Regions from separate parts of the Mus musculus genome. Here region 1 is linked to region 2. Evidence: chromatin loops called from intact Hi-C (ENCODE). Cell type or tissue: left cerebral cortex. All regions are shown on one strand. Links, peaks and the distances in the headings refer to the core of each region. The heading gives the core; the rest is flanking DNA. Region 1 has its middle 72 kb from the start of Spock3. Region 2 holds the start of Gm24580 (a small nucleolar RNA gene).

Region 1 (8,581 bases), core at 87-8,086, 1.0 Mb before region 2:
GCCTCTCTTTGCAACTCATGTCACAGAATAGTGCTAGGAAGATTTTAAGATCCAAAATTAGTGGGTAAATCCAAAGAAAACGTGTTTCTAGGATACAGGAGGGACATTGCACCTATGAATTCATAACACTTGATTGAGACACTATGCCTCACATTTGTGCAGGCTCACACCAAAATCCAAAAATGTTTAGTGGAGTTCGACATGAAGTCCTACTTCTAGCTAATAAGTTACTGACAACTGCCTTTAATGGATGACCCCTTGTGAGTTGGACAAGCTACAGGGGAATGTGATTCATGTCAAAACCAAGTTTATTTGATGGGTTTAAAACTCATTAAGACAAAAACAAAAAACAAAAATAAAAACAAATAATCTCATTAAGACACAGAGAGGTGGGGCAAGGGAGAGAGAGAGATTAAGAATTGGGTGTGTAGAAAAGGGGAGAAGAGACAGGAGAAATCAGGGAAATGAATTATTAAAATACATCTTAAATTCTCAAACAACTAATAAAAGTGAGGAAAACATTGTATGTGTTTCTTTTTTTTTTTCCATTTTTATTAGGTATTTAACTCATTTACATTTCCAATGCTATACCAAAAGTCCCCCATATCCACCCACCCCCACTCCCCTGCCCACCCACTCCCCCTTTTTGGCCCTGGTGTTCCCCTGTACGGGGGCATATAAAGTTTGCAAGTCCAATGGGCCTCTCTTCCCAGTGATGGCCGACTAGGCCATCTTTTGATATATATGCAGCTAGAGTCAAGAGCTCCGGGGTACTGGTTAGTTCATAATGTTGTTCCACCTATAGGGTTGCAGATCCCTTTAGCTCCTTGGCTACTTTCTCTAGCTCCTCCATTGGGAGCCCTATGATCCATCCATTAGCTGACTGTGAGCATCCACTTCTGTGTTTGCTAGGCCCCGGCATAGTCTCACAAGAGACAGCTACATCTGGGTCCTTTCAATAAAATCTTGCTAGTGTATGCAATGGTGTCAGCGTTTGGATGCTGATTATGGGGTGGATCCCTGGATATGGCAGTCTCTACATGGTCCATCCTTTCATCTTAGCTCCAAACTTTGTCTCTGTAAATCCTTCCATGGGTGTTTTGTTCCCAAATCTAAGGAGGGGCATAGTGTCCACACTTCAGTCTTCATTCTTCTTGAGTTTCATGTGTTTAGCAAATTGTATCTTATATCTTGGATATGCTAGGTTTGGGGCTAATATCCACTTATCAGTGAGTACATATTGTGTGAGTTCCTTTGTGAATGTGTTACCTCACTCAGGATGATGCCCTCCAGGTCCATCCATTTGCCTAGGAATTTCATAAATTCATTCTTTTTAATAGCTGAGTAGTACTCCATTGTGTAGATGTACCACATTTTCTGTATCCATTCCTCTGTTGAGGGGCATCTGGGTTCTTTCCAGCTTCTGGCTATTATAAATAAGGCTGCTATGAACATAGTGCAGCATGTGTCCTTCTTACCAGTTGGGGACAACAGAATGAATGGCTACCACAAGGGATGAGTTTAAGAATGACAGCTTTCCTGATAACCATCCACTGTGGAAAGAGTGGCCAGCTTAACTTATCAATATAACTATTCAATATAACTGTGCTGGAGTGAACAATGTTTCTCATGTAGATTGTAGCAGTTACATTACTAAATATCCCAGCTTTCATCATTAACTCAGAAATGAGAGTAAAGTTCAAAAAATTCTTAGAGCATGCCAATGAGAAGGTTTAATATCTCTTTGTCTGTCCTGTCTACCCTGTCTCTGCACCCCCCTCTGTGTGTGTGTGTGTGTATGTGTGTGTGTTTGTGGGTGTGTGTGTGTCTGTGTGTATCTCTCCATCTGTCTCTCTGTCTCTGTCTCTCTATCTCTCACTGTATGTGCCTGTATATGTGTGTGTGTGTGTGTCTGTGTGTGTGTGTGTGTGTGTGTGTGTGTGTGTGTGTGTGTGTGTGCATGACAACTAATGCAAAAAGTATAGAGGCTATACATTTGAAAGAGACCAAGGAGGATTATATGGAGTATTTTGTAGGGAGTAAAGCTATAGTGCAAATTATGGACTTTTATTATAATCTCAACAACTAAAAGAATAAGAAAAAACAGAACATGTATCTTTTCTCCTCTACTTACTACACATTGTCAGGTCTGAGCTATGTAATTACTGTGGAATAGTATCAACTGCAGAAGTATACCTGTACAAACTTGTAGCACTGTTTTAATATTATTTATGACTTTGAGGAAGCTCCTCAGGATACTTAATGATTTTTCAAGAGTAGTGATTTAAGAAGTCCCCAAAATACCAACTCATCTGAACATAAAGAATATATTTATTTTTACATTGACTTTCTACATAGCTGATATTCTCTAAAATTCTAACTGCAATTATTCCTCACCCTTCCTTAAGAAAAATGTTGATAAAAATTCAGTTTAAGTATAGTAGCATTTTTTTTTTATTTCTCAGGTCCAAAAAGAAGTATACATCTAAATTTATCAAACATGGAATTTACAAGATTAACATTATGAAAATGAATTTAGTTTCAATCTCCACAGATATTCATTAGTTATATCCATTCTCAAATTAAATAATCATATTGATGCATCTGTTTCCTGGAGCAGAATATTTCTATCTCATAGATGTGTGTTTCTATCATGAACCTACCTATTATCAACCTACCTCTAATTGATCTATCTGACATCTATCAACCTATTATGTCATTTGTGATCTATCTTGCACAATAATAGTCTGTATATAAAATAATACGTTGTGTGATTTCTGATCACATTACAACAGTGGTTTCTAAGTAACTCCTGTTCAAAGATTATCCAAAGAATATTACAATTTCAAAGCCCTCCTCCAGGAAGGTGTCAGTTTCAGATGTATGTATTCTCAGGTTCACATGATCATTTCAAGTTGTCAGTTTGTCTGATGAACATCATGAAGGGATAGTGTAGTATATCACAGCATCCCAATGTGTATTTCTCAAATCACTCACTGGATTCTAATGCGAACTTCCCACATGACTAAACACATACTTACTTGCCATGTGCATAGATTCTTTGGTGAACTGTGTGATTTTTTTTATTTAGTCCTTGTGCAAAATTATTCATGTCTTATTTTGATGTTTTCTTATATCCAGAAGTTCTTCAACAGATATGTGATTTGCACATATTCTCATCCCTTCCTCACACAGTACAAACTTCCCTTATCCTTTTGTGCCCTTCTCTTCTATATGTCTCACTGAGCTCATCTGGGGTTTCTTGTCAAGCTTCAGTGGAAGCTATTTGCTGCAGCAAGTGACTATACTGCTCAAGAAAGTGATATTACCTTCCCAGAGAGTGTGGACTGACAATTGTCCCTCCAGAGAGGGGTGTGACCTCATGGGTCTCTAATCCGGGATAAAATGTCAGTGTGCCGAATGCTGCATAGATAACCACAGCTGCTACTTCTGTTTTGCTCAACAAACAAGTTGAAATCTAAATTGCCATTTAGATGTTTATTGTGACAACTGTACTCTTGGCATTTGATTCACAAAATAACTAAAATAAAACCACAGACATATACTGAGATCTTTTATTCTAGGAATTTTCTAGTCTTGGTTTTACAGTTTTTGTCTTTAGCAATATATGACTGAACGTAGTCGGCAATTTTTGTAATACAAAACCAAACAAGATTTTTTAAATTCCAAACAAGATTTTTAAATAACACATTACGCTGAGTTTGCATGGTTGTCCACAGACAACTGATTATATGTGTATATTTTTCTTTTTTCTTATTAATTTAATTTAATTTAATTAGTTGGTACTGGAAATTGAATACAAACTTCATGCATCCAGTCTTCACTACTGAACTAAATTCCCTCCCCCCATTATATGTCTTATCTTCAGATAGTGTATCTCTAAGCTGTCCAGGCTGGCCTTAAAGTCAATCTATAGTCAACATTACCTGTGGATTATAATCTACCTTCATTGATTACTAAGTAGATGGTATTATAGAACCAGAACTATCATTAAATTTTATGAGTGACAGGTTTGGTTGGTTGGTTTTTAACTTTAGTCAGTAGCCCCTGATGCTGTTTGAAGTTTGGAAATCACAAGGGGGCACTCTTTCTCTAATTACACCATGAAAAAGGCCAACATTCACAGAAGACTAATTTTAATTTACTAACAGTACTATTTTGGGAACTTCATGAATGAGAACAATAACTGTAGCATGCACTTTTGTGATCATTCTCCCTCCCACAGCTCCTAAGGTGTCACCTTTTCCAAACATGATCTCTTCCTTAATTATTATTAAAGATAAATGGATATGTGTGTTTTAGCTTTCCTCAGTTACCAATACTTCTTTGAGCAGAGTGGAGGTTTTGTGAGCTTTCTCTGTGAGGTTTGACATGTTCATTGTTAGTCTATCATCCTTGTTCAATTCACGTTCAAGATTATTTTGGGAGACACTTGTACTCTGACAAATTACTTAAGGAGAGTTTGTCATGTATAGTTCCAGTTTTTTGTTTTTACCAGGGATTTTGTTATATATTCTATGGTTCCTGGAGAGAACATTATTATCACAAGTATTATAATTTCATATAAATAATTTGTACATAAATACACACACATGAATTTGTACATCGATGCACACATATGTATATGTGTGTGTATACACATATATTCATATGTCTATATGTGCATATGTGTATATACACATACATGCATGCATATGTATTTATTTGCCTATATGTATATACACATACATGCATGCATACATACACACTTACATACATATATGCAGATACGTAGACATATAGATATGCATATCTGCATATATGTAGATATAAAGGTATATATATGTGCATGTGTATATATGCACAATTTGTATATGTGCATATGTGTATACACATATAAATGTATATGTTTATAAACCTATATTTGTACATATGTATCAATGTAAGCAAAATAATTCTCATGCTTTTTAAAATCACCTGTGGTGTTCTATAGATTTTATTTCTCTCTAGACCCTGTCTTCCCAGAAAAAGTACCCACCCATTTCTTTTCATTTTTTGTTTATAGCACCTGCTTTCAACTGTCACCATCCCCATTTGTACAGTTCTACCCTCACACATGTTGCTCCCATTTTACTCCTGGTTTTTCCAATTTTTTTTAAGAATATTTTTCTCATAAGTCATAAGTCACATTGATACACAAATAACACTAACAATAATACACTTGGAATACTTGTGCTTCTGTTCACTACAGGCAGTCAGTTCATAAACTTATATATAATATGACTCACTAAAACTCCCATTTTGCAAAACAAATATCTTTTATTCTATAATAAATGTTTCAACTTTAACTAAAATTCGATATTTTTCTTTTCCAATCATTAATTATGAATCTTTTGGTTTTAATTTTAAAACAAAGTTTTACTATGTAGCATACACAATAAAAATAATAAAATATTTATAAAACTATTTTAAGACTGACATAATAATTTGTATTGATTCCATCTCTCTCAATGTTAAGTATCCATTTGGTGCTTAGATTTTTTTAAATTTTCCAAATCAAACTGTCTATACTCCAAGCTAAAGATTGATATTCTTGATCAGGTGCACATTAAGGTGGATTGATGAGCAACCTTTTGAGTAATCAGCAGATTTTCATAGTTACTGTACAGGTTTGCACTCCCAGCAACAATGGATGTGCTATCACTTATGTTTCTGACCTAGATCTGACAGGTGTGAGATGGAATAATAAAGAAGTTGTGATTTAATGGAAGGATGGGTACAGAAAATGCTGTTCATTTACACATTGAAATACTATCCGCCTATAAAGAATGACATCAAGAGTTTTGCAGGCAAATGGATAGAACTAGGAAATTTCATCATGAGATAGGTAACCTAGACCCAAAAGGCCATGCATGGTATGTACTCGCTAATAAGTGGATATTAGCCAAAAATGTACAGAATAACTAGGATACAATCCATTGAAGTTGAGAAGGTTAACAAGGAAAGAATGCTTCAATTCCACTTAGGAGCGAGAAAAAGCAATCACTGGAGGCAGAGGGAGGGAGGGACATGGGTGGGAGAGGAGAGGGGAAGGAAAAAAGAGGAACATGATCAGGTATTGGACAGAGGGAAAAGGAGAGAATTAATTGTAGGCCAGCAGAAAGAATGGAAATATGCAACCTCAGGTGGTGAGAGGATGGGGGGAACATCTAGAAAGTACAAGAGACCTGGGAGGTGAGAGACTCTCAGGACTCAAAGGGAGGGACCTTAGATGAAAAACACAACAGTGGGGAGAGGGAACTTGTAGAGCCTACCTCCAATGAAAAGGCAGGGCATCAAGTGGAGGGATGCGATTGCCATACAACAGTCAAAAACTCTGACCGAGGATTGTTTCTGTCTAAAAGGACTGCAGGGACAAAAATGGAGAAGAGACTGAGGGAAAGAAATCCAGTGACCAGTCCAACTTGAGATCCATCTCAACAGGAGGCTCCATGCCTGGCAATATTACTGATGCTATGGTGTGCTTCAGACACGGGCCTAGCATGGCTGTCCTCCAAGAGGTCTAACAAGCTGCTGACCGAGACTGACACAGATAATTACACCACAGCATTAGACTAAAGTGGGGGACCTCTGTGGTTGAATTAGGGAAAAGCTGGAAGAAGCTGAGGAGGAAGGCAAATCCATAAGAAAACCAACAGTATCAACTAACCTGGACCCCTGAGATCTCTCAGACATTGAGCCACCAACCAGGCAGCATGTGCCTGGTCTGGCCTTAGTGAGAGAAGATGCACCTAATCCTTAAGAGTCTTGAGGCCCCAGGGAACGGGGAGGCCTGGTGAAGAGGGTGGGGTAGTGTGGGGGTGGTGTTGGTGGTGGGGATATTTTCTTGGAGACAGTGGGGAGGAGAAAGGGGAGGAGGGATTGTGGGAGGGCAAACTGTAAAAAATAAAAATAATTAAAAAAAAGAAGTTGTGATTTGCATTTCCATTGTGGATAAGGATACTGACCATTTTTGTTTATTTGTTTGTTTGTTTCTCAGCTATTTAGATTCCTATGTTGAGAACTCTTTAAATCTGCATCCCATTTTAAATTGGATTACCTGTTTTATCAATTTATTTGATATATATATATATATTCCCTGTAGATGTGAAGGTGGTAACAATATTTCCCCTTTCTGTATGCTTCCCTTTTGTTCAAAGGACAGTGTCCTTTGTCTCATAGAAACTTTTCGGTTTCATGATGTTCCATTTACTAAATGTTGATGTTAGTGCCTGTGCTAACAGGGTTCTGCACATAAGGGTGAATGCTGTGCCAGTATGGTATTACCACTTTCACTTCTCTCAGGTTCAGTGTATCGGATTTTCTGTTGAGGTCTTGATACATTTGGAGGTCAGTTTATTTCTAATTTCTCTATAAAAAGTCAGATGACTATTCTTGTGTGGATTCATATCTGGGTCGTGACATGATTTTATTTATACAAATAATATGCTGTTTTTACTATAACTTTGTAGCACAACTTGATAGTTTTTCATGATTCAGAATTGTTTAGCTTTTCCAGGTTTTTTGTATTTGATTTCTTTTTATATGACGATGAGAATTGTATTTTCAAGATCAATGAAGAATTATGTTGGAAGTTTGATGGGGAATTTCACTGATTCTACAGAATACTTTTAGTATGACCTTTCTTTCTTTCTTTCTTTCTTTCTTTCTTTCTTTCTCTCTCTTTCTTTCTTCCTTCCTTTCTTCTTTACTTCCTTTCTCTTTCTTTCTTTCTTTCTTTCTTTCTTTCTTTCTTTCTTTCTCTTTCTTTCTTTCTTTCTTTCTTCCTTTTGTTCTTTATTTCTCTTTTTTCTTTCTTTCCATCTTTCCTTCCTTTTCTTTTCTTTCATTTTTTTCTTTGTTAATTCTACAGATCCATGAGCATGAAAGAACTCTCTATTTTTTTGTTTCCCCAAGATATTTTACATTGTTTGTGGCTATTGTGTAATATACTCAAAGAATACTTCATCTTACCATAAGGACCATTGATCAACCATGTTTATTGCTGCTTTATTCAATATCTATTAACTAGAAACAACATAGATATCCATAAACAAAAGAATGGATAAAAAGGTAAAAAGGTGGTAGATTTATATAATAAAGTAATACTCAGCTCTTAAAAGAGAAATGACATTATAGAATTTGCAGTCAATGTGATGGAACTAGAAATAAATCATGCACAGAAACATAACCAAGACCCCAGAAAGATAAATATGATATGTGTACACCAACACATGGATATTAGCTAATAAATAAATGATAGCCAAGCTATACTCCAAAGTCCCAAAGAGGCCAGGTATAGAATAAGGGAGTAGAAAGGAACAAATAAGTTTCCCTGGGTGGCAGAAATAGAATAGATTTTATGGGTAAACTGGGATTGCTGGGTCAGGAATGGGAAGAGCAGGTGTGAAGGGGGAACAGAAAGAGAGTTCTAGGATGGAATTTGGAAGTGCATGCTAGAACACTTGAATAGTGTTATGGAAACTAGTGCAATAGAAAGTTCCTAAATTATATGAAAGTGATCCTAAAGTCTCCATATAAT
Region 2 (8,581 bases), core at 202-8,201:
ATAAAAAGCCCACAAAAAATTCACATGTATAGTGACTTTCATAGCCAGGAGGAAAAGGGTGGTAGACCTCATATTAAATATATTGTAAAACTCTATGAAAAGGGAATTCAGTGGAAAAATAAATAAATCTGGATTGTATCAGTTTGACTGAGGTTGAAATCTAATTCCAGGGGAAGCCAATGCTTTTAAATACGTTGCATATTTCATTCTTATTGGCCAATTGCTCTGTGGCAAGCACCTGGATTGGCTGTATCTCCAAAGACCCTGCTTTCACTAGGTTCTCTGTTCCTCTGGAAAACCAGGGTAGGAGAAGAGAATGGGTGCTGACTCTGGGTTAGTGAAAGAGAGCAAAGAAGTAGCTTCCTGAAGTCAGCAGGAACACATATAGAAAAAAAGAGAGATTCTACTAAAGGCAGTTGTGCTTGCTACGTTTCCCATTCATGTGATCAAAAGCAAAACAAAGGAATTTAAGAAAGAAAGGGTTTATTTTCAGTCATGGTTTAAGAAAAGATGTAGTTCAGCATAGTGGGAAGAATGTGGGCAGGGCCAGGAGACAGCTGCACACTTTGTGTTATCTTTGGGGGAAGTAGAGAGAGGGATGCTCCTGCTTAGCTGCATTTCTGCTCTTTCCTTTTTTATTTGGTTCACGATCCCAGCCCATATAATGGTACCAACCACCCTGAAGGTAGGTCTGATCTTTTTTAAAAGTGTAATTATTTATTTATTGACATCTCAAATACTGCTCCCCCTCCAGGTCCCTCCTCACTGAGTTCCTCTCCTGCATCCCTCCCCCACCTCTTTCCTTCTCCTCTGAGAGGGTAAGGCTGTCCCAGGGTATCTCCCCACCCTGGCACATCAAGTCTCTGTCAGATTGACAGCATCCTCTTCCACTGAGGCCATGCAGTAGGGGACAAGGGGAGGTGTCCTGGGTCTACAATCCCTGCATGTTTTTTGGTTGGTGGCTCAGATTCTGAGAGCTCGCAGGGGTCCAAGAATTGAATAATCCAGTAATCTGTATAAAATAAACTCTTTGGTGGAATTAAGAAAACTGGCAATAATGAGAAGAAAAGGCAGCATGTTTAAAAACAGGACAACAACACAAACACACTCTGAAGAGAACAAAGTTTAAAAATAAAAGAATCTCTTTGAAGAGTATTGATCTTTCCAATATACATAGGGAGCTAGAAAAATCCCACCTAAATAGGACAGCAGGTAGCAGAGCCAGGTGCTATCACATTCTTCAAGATGGTTCAAACTTTGAATGTTTAACTTTATCTTAAAAGTAATGTTTCCTATCCCGTTGGATCTCCAGATATGAGCTTTTTAAAGGGTTTGTAAAATCCTCTACTTGATGCTTGTTTCCTGTTCTCAGTCTTCCACACTATTTCTATAAAAGCAATAAACTAATCATCATAGAATCTATTTCCAACCTATGAGCGTTCTTCAACTGGGCAAAGCCCCTGAAACTTTCTTTGCAGGGAGTTTGTAGAGTAGAACCATCTTTCCTAAGAAGTGGCTCGTGTGTATGGTAGAGATTAACTACTGTTACCTTAACAGAATGCAGTAATTGCCGTGTGTGTGTGTGTGTGTGTTCTTTGTTGTTCTGGATGACTGGGCAAAGCAAAGGTCTAGCTGAGGGTCTGCAGAGGTTCCACAAAAAGGTGCCTGAACCGCACACTGGGAAGTGGCAAGCACAGGACTTGCACTCTAGCAAGCTTCAGCAAGGGTCAGGGTCATCTGAAGAAGTTACTCACCCCACAAAAAATGTTCTTTACACATTTATTCAAACAAACAAACAAAACAAAGCAGAAGCAAAAAGAACCCCCCCCCCCAAAAAAAAAACCAAAAAGCAAAAACAAAACAAACAAACAAACAAAACAAAACAACGTTACCATGAGCTGTCATTATAATGTTCCAGAATGGTACATTATCTTCTTGCAGACACGCTAAATACATCTAGGATGAACTTGCTTCAGACAATGACTTCTGAGACTTTGTGGAAAACATAGTTTTCCAGTTTGATTTCCCTGAGAAGACTGTCAGCATCCTCCTCTTTCATCCCGCCTGTGATACCTACAGCCTTCCTCAGGGTTAACTGCCTTGGAATGACACTGCGAGGGAAAAGAAAAACAGTACAGATTTTAACATGAGACAAAACCCACATATGACCCAGAAGAAGCTGCAATCAAGATATTGATAGAAAGAATCTTAATCCAATAATTCTAAAGATGATAAATAACAGACATTGAGTCAAACTATCCAACATTGATATACAATTTAACATATGTATTCTTATTTATTTATGTTGGATAGTTTTCCATGAACTAATTTTTATTATCCCTTGAATATTCATTATCTTTCACTTTGTGTTTTATATAAAATATAAAAGAAAAAGGAATTGTAACAGCAAAAGTGAGTTTAAGATTCCAAAACAGAACAAAACAAAACAGATAGGCAATGCTGTATTTTTTATTCTATTGCATTGGCTCTTTTTAGCTTCCAGTGCTACACAAGGCAAACTGCTCACACAGTTAACTACAGTGACCCAAACCAGAAGCCCATAAAAGTGGGTTAATATAAAAACAGAAACATCATCACTTCATTGTTACAAAGGAAAATAAAATCTTTTACTTGACTCCACTTGGGTCATGAACCTTCAGATGATGGAACCTATTTCTAAAATGCAGAGAAATCAATGTATGGATGTATGTGAAAAATTAAATATTTAGTTAGTTGCAAATATATACTTTGGTTTATATTTGTTGAGCTGGTTATTTAATTGTCAAGTTAAAATAGTATATAATCTGGGAAGAGAATCTCATTAAAAGAAATTTTACATTAGATAGGCCTGTGGCCATGGCTGGGGTAGGAGCACCTTTATTAGGTGAATTCGTGAGGGAAGACCCAGCCACCTATGGGCGGCTCTATTTCCTAGGCCCGGGAACCTTAAGTGCCTAAGAGTGGAGAAAGTCAGCTGAGCACAAGTGAGGATCAGGAAAACATCTGTGAATTCCTTTCTCCAGCTCCCGACTGCCTATGCTGTGACTAGCTGATTCAAGTTCCTACAACACTGACATTCCTGAAACAATGGACTGCTTGTCATTATCAACCAAGTGAATCCATTCTCTTCCAAGTTGCTTCTTATCAGGGGAATTTAAAGCAGCGCCAGAAATGAAGCACGGACATGTTATATATGACATTAGATGAAATAAAAGAGACTCAATAAACAAGAGAGAGATGTCACGGAAATAATCAATTGTAATGCCAACACTTTTCAAGTTCCACGTTTGTAAGAGATATAGCTATCCAATAAACAGACAGAAAAGGATAAGTTTAAGGTAGAACCGAGGGACGACGGTACTGTTATTCTTGCCCCTTCTATTGATTTTATGGTTAGATTTATGTATTGTTTCTGTGTGTGCATGTACATATGCATGGACATAGCACATGGAGATCAGCAGTAATTGTCACATATCTTATCAGTGGCATTGTTACCATCAAATGTTTTGTAAAATAATAGTTATAATGAAAACGGTTCTATTGCTTGTCCTGTTTATCATAGAAGTTCACATCCTAGAACACTGCATAGGACAGAGTGAAATGTGAGCTGTATGAACCCGAATCATCAAGGAAGCCAATGACAATGTGAAAGGTCACATACGACAGTTGCCAGTGAATGAGAGCTTGTCATAAAAGGTGTGGTAGAACTGTGTTTCCAGAATCCCTGTCACAGACAAAGCTGCTAGGCATTTCCTTCTGATGCAGAGCTGCCTTAAAGATACGCTGTTTTCACAAATAACACAGACAAAGCTATATGAGCAGTTTTCAGATATGTGTTACACAATGCCTTCTTGTTGTGCTATCGCTGCCGTTTATTGGGTTTGAGGGACAAGGTTCTGCACTGGGCCCAGGGTAGGCTTACTCTTTAAGCAGTTGTCTTTACCCCGGTGGACAGGGGCTGGGATGACAAGCCCGAGCCCGGAATGATCAAGCCTGAGCACGGAATGATCTCTGCAATCTTGGTAATTGTAACATACCTTCTGATTTCTCACCCTGTTTTCAAAAATCATTGGTAGTTTTAGTTATATTTCAAATGACTACTGTGAGCTGAATCACAAACCATCACTAATGCAAGTTTTCGGTGGGATACTAATTTTTCTGTTTTATCTTCTTTTAATTTCTTCACAAAAAGACTGGTATAGGCCTAAGGGGAAATGTTAACCATGTTTATTCTAGCCAACAGGCACAACGTGGAGAACTGACCAGTACACGCTAAGAACTAAGTAGAATTTTCGTGACTTGACTCATAGGTCTGCAGAGTACTTTGAGTAGGAAGCTATGACATCATTCTTTAAGCTCCTGTTTTCTGTAGAAGAAAAAGGAGTGATGCTGCCACCTGGTGGCCATAAATTATAAGAGCAGGATGATGTTTCCCTTTATGCACATATTTCTGAGGAAACAGGGATATAAAAACGTATGGATATCACCGAGGGCCCTAGCAATCAAATGACAAATGAGATACTTTTATGAAACAAATGCGTAAAATGTCTCCATACTGGGGAATGTTTGCTACGTTTTGTTGTAGATTTTATTTATTTTATCATGTAAAATAAAAGACTTTCTTCTCTCACACAGTTTTCTTCTTTCAGGTTAGGTTTGATGGCTATATTATCAAGCAAACCAACTTTATTTATTCTTTATCACTATCCACACTTCTATTTATAAATAATTTCTGTATAGTGAGGTAAAGAAAGCTCTGTTCAGGAAAAAAAAAATATATCATTGGTACCACAGGTATAGAAAATTTGTCTTTGGCAGAAGAGTATAAAGGTAGTTTTCAATGCTTTTCATAGCTTGAATAACTGAGAATCAAGTAGTGGAGAATGGAGGCTCATACCTATAATTCTAGCAGCTGGAAGGCTAGGATCTGAGGATGTTAAATGGTAAAAGAGCCCTGCCACTAGAGGGGATGCACGTGTGGCTACTCTGTCACATGTGTGTCAGTAGGTGACAGAGAAGAAAGAGCTTATGTCTACACTAGATGTTCTGACTTGGAACATCTGAATGATTAGCAGCCTAATACTCCTTGGGGAAAAAAAAAAGAGTCTGAGATGACCACCAGTGCAGTACCAGAGAGGTCTAAGTGGGCTCCCAGAATGGTGAACAAGTCAAAGGCTAGAAGAACCCCACCTAGGACCTTCGGCTGGAGTGAGATTAAGATGGACAACCCTCCCAAGGGGCCACGCCTACAGGCTGAGTGAGTACGGAGACTGAGATACCAATGGACAGCAACACGGGGGCTGTACAAGGAGCTAGCCTGGACTGTACAGGGAGCTAACCAGTCCAGTATTGTGCAGTCCTGGGGCAGGCAGACCATGATCTAGATGACCCCTACACAGCACCATTAAACATGAGCAAAGCAGAACACTCTTGTGACAATTCTAGAGATCATCCCAGATACTCAAAGATAACTGGTGCCACTAAGAGGAACCAGTAAGTAAAGAAATGGAAGAAAAAGAGAAACCAAGGGATGTGGGTTCGATGAAGAGAGGCAGAACTGGAGCCCAGAGCTTAGTGAGGAACAGCTTAAGCCTGATGTGAGTTGTCAGTGATGCTACCTGGGAACATGGTGGGTTTCTTGCCTGTGCTGTTACTGGGGACCACATATGGATTCACGGCCATGCAACAACCAGGGATCTGTTACCACCAAAGGCCAGGCAGATACCCATGGTTTGGGCTGCCACCCAAGGACATGTTAATCTCTGAGGGCTGTGCAGAATGGGCCCCAGCCCTCACCTGTGCATCTTGGGGGAAAATGATCCTATAGGTAGCAGAGCTGGCCCTGTACCTAGCCAGTTCCCATCCTGGGAGAGTGGGACTTGAACATTGCCAGAGCTGTGGGTGAGCTGGACCTGAGCATAAGAGCAGAGGAGAGCTGGCCCTACCATTCATCTCCTTTGAGATGATGTGAACATGAGAGAGATACCCTTCCCCCTCCTCCATCCTTACCACCTAGAGCAGGGCAGCAGAGCAGGCCCTGCAGGGTCATCAGAGCAGAAGACTGGCCCTGTCCCTCACCTGCTGCAGCGGGAGAGCAGGTCCTGTACTTCACCTGGCCAGTACAGCGGAGCTGGCCCTGGATATGGGGGCTGCAGGTGAGCTGTTCCTGAGGGTATAAGTGCAGGAGAACCCACCCTGCCTTTTATCTTCTGGGTTGTGGCACAGACGATGAGGGAGGGATCACTTTCTCTCCTCCAGCATCCCTTGCCATCTAAGAGAAGTGGGAAATACAACTTTGGGTCATGATAGTAGAACTGGCCATGTCCCTTGCCAGCTGCAACACTTGGGAGAATGGACCCTCTACCTCCCCTGCACACAAGGTCGAGCTGTCCCTGGTAGCAGGGGTTGCTGGTGATCTGGCCATAAGGATCTAAAAGCAGGAGATCCATCTGGCTGACCAGCTCAGATACCTCTCAGACCCTAATCTAGAGCTTTGAAATTGCCCACTCAACATCAGTCCCATTGGTCAATTAACTGCAGGAGTGCATGAAGGGACTGATCCTATAATTCCAAAACTGCAGGATCTTCTTGACACAGGGAAGCAGCAGTATATCTGAGAGGAGTCTGAGTGAGGCTCCAATACTGATAGGGTAACAGAAGCCAGAGGCCTCATACCTAACCAGATTTGGAGTCATTACAATGAACATTTGCAAGTGAAGAAATGTAGACAAAAGGGTATACCATGGGACACACTGTGACTCAGAACTGCTTCCACAACAAGATTTTGATTTTATCTCTGTTGGGGAGAAAGTTACAAGAGTAAAGGGGGCTGGGGTATGAGAGGGGTTTGGGTGCATGATGTAAAATTCACAAAGAACCAAAAATGATGGAGAAGGAAGAGCAGAAGCTAGGTAGAGAGTTAGAAAGGACAGAAAGAAAAGGAACAGTCTCCTATTCTGAGAATGCCTCACTGGATGAATTTTTGTCACTCTGTTAACAGTACATCACAAATATTTCACCTTGCTACAACTCGGTTACCATGTCATCATAAAAGTGGCATTAGCATTGGCCTCACAATTGAGTTAGAAGCAGTAGTCAATTCTTTCAACAATGACAACAAAGGCTGTTGTTGTTTAATATAAAAGATGTGTGTTGTCTCAGTCAAAAGAATGATCATTTAATGTTCTCTTTTGTAGAATAAAGCAAAACATAAGGAGCAGTGTATGAACACCTAGAACAGCCAACTGGATGACAGATAGGACACTGTAATGAGTATGTATACTTTCAGGGAAGTGTGTTAGGAAAATTACAAAGACGAAACACAAACATAAACACATATGCACATATACATGCACACATGTACACGCATACACACAGTATGACAATTTCACTGTGACAAAATTCCTCAGGCAGTAAAGTGCTGGTTCAGCAAGCATCACATCCTGAGGTCAGATATGCAGCACCCACAGAAGAGCTAGCTATGGAGCTACATTGCTTCAACCCAGTGTCGGGAGGAATAGTGTCTCTGAGGCTTGCTAGCCAGCCTATCCAAACTGGTAATCTCCAGATTCCACGAGAAACCTAACTTCTAAAAAGAAAGAGAATGGTGATAGAGGAAATGGCACCATCCACATCAGGCCTACACACATAAACACCAGACATACACACAAACACACATACAGACACACACACACACACACACACACACATACACACACACCAGATATACACACAAACACACACACATCAGACATGTACACAAACACACACACCACACAAGTATACACAGATATACACAAACACACACACACACCAAACATACAACAGCGACATACACATGCACACATACAGGCACACACACACACAAAGACACACACACATCACAGGCACACATAGACATACACAAACATACATACATAAACACACACCACACATACAACACCCGACATACACATGCAATACACATACAGACACACACAACATCTTGCCTACAGACACACATACACACACAGACACACACACATATACACAGAACATCTGGCCTACATATACACATACACACATAGTTGCACCCACTCCCATATACATGCATGCACAGATATACTACACACAATACAGTGTGAAAACATCTCACCAAACAGGAGAAGATTTTGAGATTAAAATAGAGAAAATGTTAAATTTCATGTGAACTATTTTCTCAGGAGGCAGGAAAAATATACTTGTAAATGTCTGAATTGATTTCACATTTATGTCCAACCTCACAAATTCAGTGATGATATTTTTTTAAAGAATGGAGTCTAGGAAGTAGGATGGACACTTCACTGGATCTTCTTGGTACTGAGTGGCCATTTCTTCATGAAACAAAATAAACTTGTACACCTCTGTATTCAAATGAAGTTAACCACAGAGCACAAACAGAATCATAGGTTCAAGCTTTGTATTTTGAAATAAGTATTCACTGATTAAATGGGACTTGACAGATTTAATGAGAAACTAAAGGTGACCTCAAGCCAAATTTCCTTATTTATTCTAAACAATGGTCAGCTCCTTTCAGGCAAGATTAGCAAGCTAAAGGTGTTTG

The links. A loop is a pair of places that touch in the nucleus more often than their neighbours do. Peaks named below come from ENCODE experiments on the same cell type or tissue, not always from the same donor. Only the 100,000 strongest peaks of a DNase experiment are listed, where the experiment ranks them.
Region 1: it touches region 2 in a loop (9-fold over the local background); 10 of 42 quality-filtered maps call a loop at or near these places.

The regions. Positions count from the first base shown.
Region 1 is chr8:62,875,511-62,884,091 of GRCm38, forward strand. No RefSeq gene overlaps it. Among named protein-coding and RNA genes, the nearest start is that of Spock3, 72 kb to the right of the region's middle. In left cerebral cortex, for the core only: a CTCF peak has its summit at 4,097 (motif pointing right); a DNase peak (open chromatin) is centred at 4,154.
Region 2 is chr8:63,873,243-63,881,823 of GRCm38, forward strand. Gm24580 (a small nucleolar RNA gene) reads left to right here and starts at 4,954; the gene lies at 4,954-5,084. In left cerebral cortex, for the core only: a CTCF peak has its summit at 4,393 (motif pointing left); DNase peaks (open chromatin) are centred at 297, 489, 3,007, 3,745 and 3 more places.